Regions from separate parts of the Homo sapiens genome. Here all the other regions are linked to region 3. The links are chromatin contacts, found by Hi-C or POLR2A ChIA-PET in ENCODE. All regions are on one chromosome and are shown on one strand. Each heading gives the region's core, a stretch centred on a gene start or an enhancer-like site at or near the end of the contact. The rest is flanking DNA. Distances are from core to core; before and after follow the strand shown. Region 1 overlaps SCML4 (Scm polycomb group protein like 4). Region 2 has its middle 31 kb from the start of LINC00222. Region 3 holds the start of SNX3 (sorting nexin 3).

What was found. Hi-C counts contacts between places; a loop is a spot of excess contacts on that map. ChIA-PET counts read pairs that join two places held with the same protein, here RNA polymerase II (POLR2A). Pooled maps may share reads with other maps.
Region 1: a map of CD8-positive, alpha-beta T cell shows a loop between it and region 3 (2.3-fold over the local background). The contact joins the enhancer-like site here to the promoter of SNX3 in region 3. A Hi-C loop is called at or near these places in 1 of 168 maps with a recorded cell type or tissue (CD8-positive, alpha-beta T cell) and 6 of 50 pooled maps. POLR2A ChIA-PET finds 5 or more read pairs at or near these places in 2 of 52 experiments (CD8-positive, alpha-beta memory T cell and WTC11).
Region 2: a loop to region 3 is called in a pooled map, with 3 times the contacts of the local background. The contact joins the enhancer-like site here to the promoter of SNX3 in region 3. A Hi-C loop is called at or near these places in 5 of 50 pooled maps. POLR2A ChIA-PET finds 5 or more read pairs at or near these places in 3 of 52 experiments (CD4-positive, alpha-beta T cell, WTC11 and naive thymus-derived CD4-positive, alpha-beta T cell).

Annotation. Positions count from the first base shown.
Region 1 is chr6:107,715,407-107,718,818 of GRCh38, reverse strand. All of the region lies in intron 6 of SCML4 (Scm polycomb group protein like 4), which reads left to right. Among named protein-coding and RNA genes, the nearest start is that of SCML4, 110 kb to the left of the region's middle. RefSeq lists a silencer at 1,894-2,043. Within about 2 kb of position 1,943, at least 6 of the 41 ENCODE cell types and tissues checked have a DNase peak (open chromatin) inside an H3K27ac peak, as active enhancers do; they include CD8-positive, alpha-beta T cell, where a contact is called at or near this core.
Region 2 is chr6:108,781,074-108,784,165 of GRCh38, reverse strand. No RefSeq gene overlaps it. Among named protein-coding and RNA genes, the nearest start is that of LINC00222, 31 kb to the right of the region's middle. RefSeq lists an enhancer at 1,751-1,800. Within about 2 kb of position 1,370, at least 22 of the 41 ENCODE cell types and tissues checked have a DNase peak (open chromatin) inside an H3K27ac peak, as active enhancers do.
Region 3 is chr6:108,259,157-108,262,599 of GRCh38, reverse strand. SNX3 (sorting nexin 3) reads left to right here and starts at 1,560. Exons shown (of 4, transcript NM_003795.6): 1 at 1,560-1,840. The coding sequence starts at 1,679. RefSeq lists an enhancer at 540-1,375 and silencers at 1,503-1,762, 1,873-1,982.

The DNA.
Region 1 (3,412 bases), core at 694-3,193, 540 kb after region 3:
ATTGAATTGACTCATAATCCCAGAGTCCCACTTTTTAAAAAGGAGATATTTACTCTCTCTCCCACTCACGTTGGTGCAATCTCAGCCCTATGTCTTAAATGCAGGATTTCCAGCAGTAAGAGGGAGGCATGATTTGGTTGGAGAGAACTTCTATCACTCACTCAACAACAGTCTGCCCTGTTCAGTCCAACTGGTGACCCAGGGCCAGGGAATCCAGGGCTCTTCAGAGGGCTTCAGCATAGCTCCTGTCCCCCAGCCCCTCACACCTCCTTCCAGTTGAGCCCTAGGATGTCCTCCTGTCCTTCACTTTCATCCCCATACCGGCCCTTTGTTCTCCTGTGTATGAGTCTGTTCTGCTAATAAAGACATACCCGAAACTGGGTAATTTGTAAAGGAAAGACGCTTAATGGACTCACAGTTCCACATGGCTGGGGAGGCCTCACAATCATGGCAGAAGGCAAAGGGAAAGCAAAGGCACGTCTTACATGGTGACAGGTAAGAGGGCTTGTGCAAGGGAACTCCCCTTTATAAGACCATCAGATGTCGTGAGACTTACTGGCTACCACAGGAACAGAATGGGGGAACCAAACCCATGATTCAATTATCTCCAACTGGCTCCATCCTTGACACATGGGGATTATTACAATTCAAGGTGAGATTTGGGTGGGGACACAGAGCTAACTCATATCATCCTGGAATCAGGCCCTGACAGTCTGAGTAATCTTGCCAGACGACTGGCCGAGGGGCAGCCCAGACCCTTCCTCAGCCTCCAGCTCTGAGAAAGCCTCTCTGCTGGAGCCTGGTTGCACCCCAGGAGAGGCCCCCTAGCTCAGGCCCTTCTGCCTGTCAGGATCTGGGATGAGATCAGAGACACGGAGTCCACCTGTGCCTGCTGCCTTTCATCCCAAGAACATCAATACCTGAACCCTGAATCCTGGCTGTCTTTTTAATAACTTAGAAGTATTAGAACCAGCCAGGCACGATGGTTCATGCCTGCAATCCCACCACTTTGGGAGGCCAAGGCGGGTGGATCACTTGAGGTCAGGAGTTTGAGACCAGCCTGACCAACATGGTGAAACCCCGTCTCTACTAAAAATACAAAGATTAGCTGGGTGTCGTGATGCACGCCTGTAATACCAGCTACTTGAGAGGCTGAGGCAAGAGAATCGCTTGAACCCGGGAGGTGGAGGTTGCAGTGAGCAGAGATTGCGCCACTGCACTCCAGCCTGGGCAACAAAGCTAGACTCTGTCTCAAAAAATAAATAAATAAAAATAAATATTAGAGAGAACTTTGCCTGAGACCCTGAAATCCAGTTGTCCATAATCAGCAGGACCCCCACCACGGGACTGTGGGATGTTTAAAATCGCAAAGCCACCTAACCTCTTTGGAGAAAAGCTGCTATGTGATGTATCAGTTGAAGTTCACTGTTGAGCCTTTGTGATACACTGAAGAAAAATGAAATTATTCATCCTTTGTAGGTCTGTTAACACTTTAATTCTCCGAAGATTCCTTTTTTTTTTTTTTTTTGAGACAGAGTCTCGCTCTGTCACCCAGGCTGCAAGCTCTGCCTCTTGGGTTCATGCCATTCTCCTGCCTCAGCCTCCTGAGTAGCTGGGACTACAGGTGCCTGCCACCACACCTGGCTTTTTTTTTTTTTTTTTTTTTTTTTTTTTTGTATTTTTAGTAGAGACGGGGTTTCACAGTGTTAGCCAGGATGGTCTCGATCTCCTGACCTCGTGATCTGCCTGCCTCGGCCTCCCAAAGTGCTGGGACCACAGGCGTGAGCCACCCCGCCCAGCCGAAAGATTCCTTTTAACCAGTGCCTTCCTCAGGGTGCTAAATAAAACCGCAGGTACCAGAAACAGCCAGTCAGCCATGCACATTCTCAGCAGTGAGACAGAGGAAGTGGGTGGGGAGAAGACGGAAGGAAGGATAGCACCAGTGTCTCTGAAAGAGGTTTCCGTTTCTGCTTACATTTCATTGACCAAAATGTAGTCACATGGCCACTTGCTGCAAGGGATGCTGGGAAATGTGGTTTTCATTCCTAGCAACCATGATTCCAGATGGAAGTTAGGGCTGCTATTACAGAGGAAGAAGTGCAAAGTAACGCTGAGTAGGCAATGGGAAGTCTGATCAGAAATGCTCACTCCCTCCTTTTTCCTCCCATGGCACTTTGTTTCCTCATCTATAGTTCTTACTCTATCCTAGAGAAAGGAACAGACCCTCAGCTTTGTGAAGCCTCTTATTCATATTTGAACCCCCCACAGCCCTGGCAAAGGGGGGCTTGAGGCCTGTATCAGACTGTTATTTATTGAACACCTACACTCAAGGGGGCCAGACAGTTTCCGACTTATTATAAGTTATATGTTTAGGATTTAATATTTATAAAAAGGTATTGGTATATTTGATTTAAAGATAAAGAAAAAGAGGTTCAAGAGAAGGTAAATCAAGTGTTAAGCCAGGATCTGACTTCAGTGGGCTCCAAAGCCTGTCTTTCAAAACAACCCCAGGGGTTTTCAAATCATGCCTGATGGCTTTCAAGGTTCTAAGAGATGGAGAAGATGGAACAAGAGCAGACAGGACTCCAGGTGCCCTCCCTCTCTTTAAGCAGGGCCTTTTCACATTTGCAGAGTGGGGTTCTATATGTGCTTTGCTTAAACAAAATTTGCACAACTAAAAATGTTTGGAAACCATGGAGATAAAAACCATGCTGACTTGAGTGGCAGGATGTTAAAGTGGGAGAGAAACCGCCAGCGTCCTCACCCATTTCTCACCTAGCTGTCAGCCTAGTGCCTGCTGTGGGTCCCCCCACACCCCACCCTCCCACCCAAATGACTGTTCAATATTGCTCTGAAGTTCCATCCCAAGTAAAAAGCAGTTATCATCAAAAAAACCATACCTCTTTAAGGGAGTTTGACCCAAGTCATAAACCATGGAAGAGACTTAGAAATGGCATTTTCCCCATGGTACTAATCAAAATGGTTTAAAACCACAAAAGCCAGAAAACTGCATGAGGCTGCAGGCAGAAGGGTGGGTATTGATGACTTGACAAACTCCTCAGCCTTCTCTCTCTGGCGGTACTTACCTTTAGCTTCCTGCAGTTGTGATATATCACGTCTGTCTCCGCTGCCAGTGGGCTCCAAGGGGATGTGTTCACAGGGCACATTTTCCTGGTGTCTGCTGATGCTCTGGTGAAAGTTTGAGAGCTCTTCCTTGTCTCTCATCCAAGATATAATCACCAAGAGCTATAAAGAGGTTTTGGATAACAAAAGCTTCCTGACTTGGGCATTTAACAAGACACACTGTAGAATTCCCAACCACAACTAGGTCCAAGATTCAGAATCAAGAAACGAAGTCAATCTGATATTGCTATTACAACCCAAATGCCTCCTGTGGTTGGATTTTTATTTG
Region 2 (3,092 bases), core at 121-2,620, 520 kb before region 3:
TTTACTAATATACGTTAAAGATACTCAGATCTTCCTGGTTATGGTTCACATATATGAAGGGGGGAGAGAGAGGCCTCCTAAACCAGGTGTCCGAATATTACAACATCTAGAAAGACTCTTGAACTTACACTTCATAAAAGATAAAAGGAGTGTTTTTTTAAAGAGCAACTGAGCTACTAATGAGAATTTGGCACTATTTATGTTTTTATGTATAAAGAACCCTAAAGGACATTCGATGGATTCTGGTATCGGTTGCCAGTTCTTCTTCACTTAGGAACTGATGCTACTAACCCTTAGTTGGTGGGGCTAAGAGAACAGTTCTGGCCTAGCTCCTGTCTCCTACAGGTCCTTCAGGAGCAAAATGGGCAAACAAAATGTGGATTATACATAGAGTGCAACACTGGGTTATTCTCCCTCACCCAGCCTACTAGTCTGCCCAGAAAATCCCCATCCTGCTTCTGTTGGATTCTTTCCTGTGTTTCCTTTGCCACTTGCTGAAAGTACAGTACCATTCTAGCATCCCAAGTTTTACTTGCTGATTTCTGTTGAAGACTCTACAGCCCAACTCTGCCTTTCTGATGGGTCTGGAAGGCAGTGTGCCTATTCAGTACATGTGCCTATTCAGGGGAGATGCCTCCCTGGACAGGGTTAGCTTTTCTCTAGGTGCTACAATGCTGGGCAGAGGACCTTAAATCTCCTTTGGTTTGGAGTGACAGAACCATAATCCTTCCTGAGCTCCTTTTTTAAACACTCATACATACACACATGCTTTCATATACATGCACATGTACACACACTCAGACAAAAAAATGCACACACAAATACCTACACCACTCCCTTCTCTGCAACAGGAGTCGGGACTGCTTGGTTACTCTAAATCCAGTATCGTATAGGTGTTGTGTGGCAGATCTGATTTTATAATGGAAGACAATGGGAATAATAGGATTTGCTATTCACGAACACATAGATCTCAAATATCAAAGGACAACTGTATGATACCATTGGAACCATTATAACACAGTAGCCGTCTCCCACTTGCCAAGCTCAAAGCATATAACTTTTCTTTTTCACGTTGGGAGCAGAGGTGATTGAATTATACTCCTCAGTTCTTATCCCATTACCGTGACTGTATGTGAGGTCCCTCTCTAGTTTTACAACTGTGCTTCCTTTTATATTCCCCTTTGTGTCTGATTCCACTTTCATTTCCCTTGCCCCCACCCACAGGCATCTGCTGGAATGGGTTTGATATTTGCCCAATTGTTATTTATCCTGTTGCTTTTCTACTGGGACGGCACGGCAAGAGGATGTTTATCTCTGATTCATTATGCTGATTCATTTTTGTTAAGCAGCCACACAATTTCAGGTATAGTGCTGGAGTGGATCCCACTGTGGAACCTAGCAGCCAAACTGAACTGAACATCTGTTTAATTTAAATGGTGGGTCCTGGGGTGTCAGTTCCATTATTTTGTTTGTATTACAAAACTTGGCTTACAAGATCACACTCTTGTTTAAAAAAAAAAAAAAGTGTCCTTTAAATTGGGAAAATGCTCATCTGTCCTGAATGAGTTAAGAGTGCTTCTGCCTGCAAGCAGAGTGTGCGGTGACTCACTGTCCCATGAAGACGCCTTCCCTTCTACCTTAAGACTGCGTCTGTCCCGCAGAACGCCACGTGCGGGCGTCCCTGGAACCTGGCCCATAGGTGGCAGTCTCCCTTCATCGTTCCCGGACTACGAACCTCCGAAGGGCAGCCTGAGAAAGCAGTTGCTTTTGCTTTTTCTTCGGGTTTCCTAATATTTAATGTTCCCTCCACTCACCTTCCCCCTCCATCCCACAGAGAGTGTAGAGATTGCATCCCTGGAGGCTAGCAAACGACAAAAGAAACTTCGTCTGGAACCAGTCAAAGTCGGGAGACCTGCGTTGTGCCGACTCTCGATGCGATTGTTTTGGAATTTTGCTGAAGCTCTCTTGCAGAATTGCTCTGTAAATGGCAAGAAGAAATGCCTTTCACTATAAACAGAAAATAAAGCTTTCACAAGTTGTCATATTTTTAAAAAGCAATCATGCGGATGCAAGTTTTTATCCCCTCTGTTTAGTCTTGCCTCCCCTCCTTGCCAACACACCCCCACAGAATTTGGGATGAATCTTTGCGAGTGAAGTAAAAGTAGGCATTCTCTCCAACATGTGCCCCTCCCCCAGCCCTTCACAGAGCCTATTCAACAAGATATCGAACAGTCATAGGCAGAGACGAGTGTGCGTGTGCATATGAGTGTGCATGTGTGTGCGCGTGTGTGTGTGCGAGTGTGTGTGTATGCAGAGAATACTAGATGGAGAGTCAAAGGGAAACCAAGAGATCCAGAAAAGGGGCACCACCTTCTCACCTTCCTTCCACCCCACTCCTCCTCACCCAAGGAGGGAAGCCAGGTAGAGCGCTCACCCAGCCCCAGGCCCTTTTGGGCGAGCCTGCCCAGTGGGTTTCTAATCAGCCAACACTTTGGGCCGGCCTCCACTGTTTATGGAGCCAAAGGGACTTTAAATCATTAGCCGGTGTCAAAATGCTTGAGGAATGTGCTTGCCTAGGAAGCCACATGGAGTGGTTCATCAGCATTTGTAAAAACCGCCTTGGCAAAAAGATGTTGAACCCAGCACTGGGGGCGGATTGTGTGTATTTCAGTTGAATTAGCAAACAGAATACCTTTTAAATCTTAGCAACACCTGGTTCTGAAAAGGACACCCACTAAAGAAAGGGCTGCCTTGTCTGTGCTGGAAGAGGCTTTCCCTGGCTCAAGGTGCTTCTCCTCTCCAGATCAGAGACCTCATTAGATGCTTGGTCCCTCTTCCTTCCTAAGATGTGCAGAGGCCCGGGAGATTTTCACCTGGACTTTGGGACACAGCCAACACAGGATGTCCTGAGTTACAGCAAGCATTTCTGAATGGAGGTAGCCATTGGTCAGCCTGCTCTAAAGAAGGCCAAGTTCATGTTCCCCCCAAAGGACTAGACCCCGGGGTAGGTGGGGGTTTAGGGGCAGGGGTGAAGAGGGTGTGGGAGGTGGTGAAGGGGAGGGGGTAGAGGAGGGGGTGGGTGGAGAGGGCAG
Region 3 (3,443 bases), core at 311-2,810:
CAAAAAAAAAAAAAAAAAAAAAAAAAAAAAAAAAGCAAGAAAGAAAAGAAATTTGCAGTTCAAGGGACAGATCAGTCCAAGCACGGTGGTTCATACCTGTCATCTCAGCACATATGGGAGGCCACGGCGGGAGGATCACTTTGATGCTGGGAGTTGGAGACCAGCCTGGGAATCACAGTGAGATCCCGTCTCCACAAATAATTACTAATAATTTAAAATCTAAAGAAAAGGGGGGCGGGGAAGATCAGGTTATTTAAAGTAATTATAGTGTTAAACTTGACATATTAAAAAATGCAGAAATAGTTGTGAGGGATAACTCTCTGGGCAGAGATAGAAATGTATCGTATCTCAACATTTAAAATCTGCATTTCCCATTGGACCATAAGAGATGAACTAGGACCTAATTAATTGGGTTTTCTCCCCGTTTCTTTCTTTCTTTTTTTTGAGACAAAGTCTCACTCTATTACCCAGGCTGGAGTGCAATGGCAGATCTCAGCTCACTGCAACCTCTGCCTCCCGGGTTCAAGCGATTCTCCTGCCTCAGCCTCCAGAGTAGCTGGGATTACAGGCGCGCACCACCACGCCCAGCTAATTTTGCATTTTTAAGTAGAGATGGGGTTTCACCATGTGGGCAAGGCTAGTATCGAACTCCTGACCTCGTGATCCGCCCGCCTCGGCCTCCCAAAGTGCTGGGATTACAGGCATAAGCCACCGTGCCCGGCCTTCCTCCCCGTTTCTTAAAAAGGCTCATGTGAGTTGCATTTCCAGTCCTGTAGAGGTACGTTTAATACTTTTCAAAAAAAAAAAAAACTTATCAGGACTTCGTGAGAAACGAAAGTGGACACCCAAAGCAGCTTGCAGCCGGTCTACTGTTACTTTGTTTTAGCGGACCGACCTGTCTCCAAAATCGATTTGACCATAATGCTAGGATTTAACTAGGGCTTTAGTTTTTATTTCACTCCCCCACTTTACTGGTTTCAACCTATCAATCCAGACGCGTGTCTGGTGCAACGCTCGGGTTTATGGCAAAATCATCTCAGGCATTTGCTTAACCTTCTCCAGAAAGGCATTTTCAGGGGTTCACAGTGAGACGGTGCACAGGTTGGCACAGAGTTAGTAGGGGCAGTTTTGTTTCGATTTGCGGGCAAATCTCTAAGATCTCTCCGTTTAACTTTCGCCCGCAATTCCCAAAGCCGCTAAAGCCGTTTCCGGCGCTCTACCCCGCCGCAGGCCGAGGCTGGCGCAGAGAGACAGGAAGCGCCAGCTCTGGGCGTCTGGGTCCTCGCCTCCTCGGCCGCAGCCCCGCGGCGGCGCGCTCGCGGTGCATTGTGGGCGCTGTAGTCCGGCCGGAACCTGTTTGCGACCCCGAGTCCCATGACACCGCTTCTCCTCACACCCCAGTCCGCAGTGCCCCTCCCCAGCCTCGGCCGGGCCTCCCGGGAGCCGGGCGTGGCGTTCCAGCTAGTGAGCCGTTTCTCCCCTGGGCTCGGAGGCGGAAGCTTGAGGGGCGCGGGGAGGAGCTTCGCGTGCGGGGTGAACGCCCGCTCTACGTGCTCGTTCTCTTCGCGACCGCTGCGCGCGAGCCCCGTGTCCCCACGGCGGGCAGCAGCGGCGGCGGCGGCGGCTGAACGCGGAGGGGGCGGAGGGAGCCCGCGGCGGCGGCAGCAGCTACAGCGAAATGGCGGAGACCGTGGCTGACACCCGGCGGCTGATCACCAAGCCGCAGAACCTGAATGACGCCTACGGACCCCCCAGCAACTTCCTCGAGATCGATGTGAGCAACCCGCAAACGGTGGGGGTCGGCCGGGGCCGCTTCACCACTTACGAAATCAGGGTCAAGGTGAGGCCGTCTCTCCCCTCTCCCAAGAAACCCCTCCCGCTGGCTCTGGTCACCCCCACTCGACCCGGGAGTGGACCCCCGCGGGCAGCCACAGCCTCCCAGGCCGGGAGCCCCCTTGCAGAGGCGGGCCGGGGTCGTGAGCCAGGGCCCCTCTTCCTGTAGGGCTGGTGTGGGGGGCTGCAGAGCGAGCCCGGCGCGCTGGCACTTGGAGAAGGTGCTCGAAGAGGAGGGCGTGGGTTGAGCGCCGCTTGCCCCTCCAGCAGCTGATCAGGGAATGACATTTGAGTTGGAAAGGGGTAGATCTTTCGAGAACACATCCCTTCGCTGGGAAGGGAAAGAGATGTTGACAGAGAAAAGGGGCTTGCGCAAAGTTAAAGCCTTTTCCCAGTTTTCTCTTCCTGGAGACTTCCCAGAGGTAGCAAGCCAACCCGGCTGCTCCAGGCCCTTCCCGAGCTGCTAAAGTAACCTGGGTTGTGCAGTCTTCTGAACGGGACTTAATGAAAGTTCACAGAAGCCTGACAATTTTTGATAGGGCTGAGCCAGACCAGAAGGGTGATTGGACATGGTTGACTTCAGCATTTTGGGCCACCGCCCTGCCAAAGGCTGAGGTGTGGTGTCACCTACCTCATAATCCAGAACTACAGTTGCTTTAAGAAAAGACTAGGGATCTTGCTCTCTTAATTCGAGATTTGCACTTAATTGAATAAAGAAATCAACAGAAATAAAATATACCTAATTTCATAACTAGTATTTGTTGGCAATAATTTAGATGATTTGAAAGATGTTAATTGAAAATAGTGCTTCACTTTCACTCTATAATTCAGGATTAAAGAATTTGCCCATGTATGGAAGCATCTTTAAAAATTAATTACATTAATTTAAAGATGACAGCAAATTATTAAAAGTTAAGTGTAAAGCGATTTTTCCTTTAATCAAAATTTATATGACAAGCTACTATTAACATTTAAGTGAAAAAATTCTCATTAACTTACACACTTTGTGTCGTGAAAAACACAAAAATCAAATTTACCATCCTAACCATTTTTAAGTGTACATACAGCTCAGTAGTATATTCACATTGTTGTGAAACTTAAGTATTTTTAAAAAATGATTCTTACGTAGTTAGCATTGATTTTAAAAAGTTAATCAAACTTTAAGATATGAAACGAATAGTTTAATGTTTCAAGCCACTGTTGTCTTCTTATGGATGTGTAAAATGTGGATCATAGGCCGGGCGCGGTGGCTCATGCCTGTAATCCCAGCACTTTGGGAGGCCGAGCTGGGCGGATCACCGAGGTCAGGAGTTCGACACCAGCCTGACCAGCATGGAGAAACCCCATCTCTACTAGAAATACAAAATTAGCCGGGTGTGGTGGCGCATGCCTGTAATCCCAGCTACTCGGGAGGCTGAGGCCGGAGAATCTCTTGAACTGGGGAGGCAGAGGTTGCCGTGAGCCTAGATCGGGCCATTGCACTCCAGCCTGGGCAACAAGAGCAAAATCCCTTCTCTAAATAAATAAATAAAAATTGAATCATAGGATATGTTGTCATAGGGAAACTGCAAAATCCAGACTTCAGTACACCTGGGGAACTACATTCATAC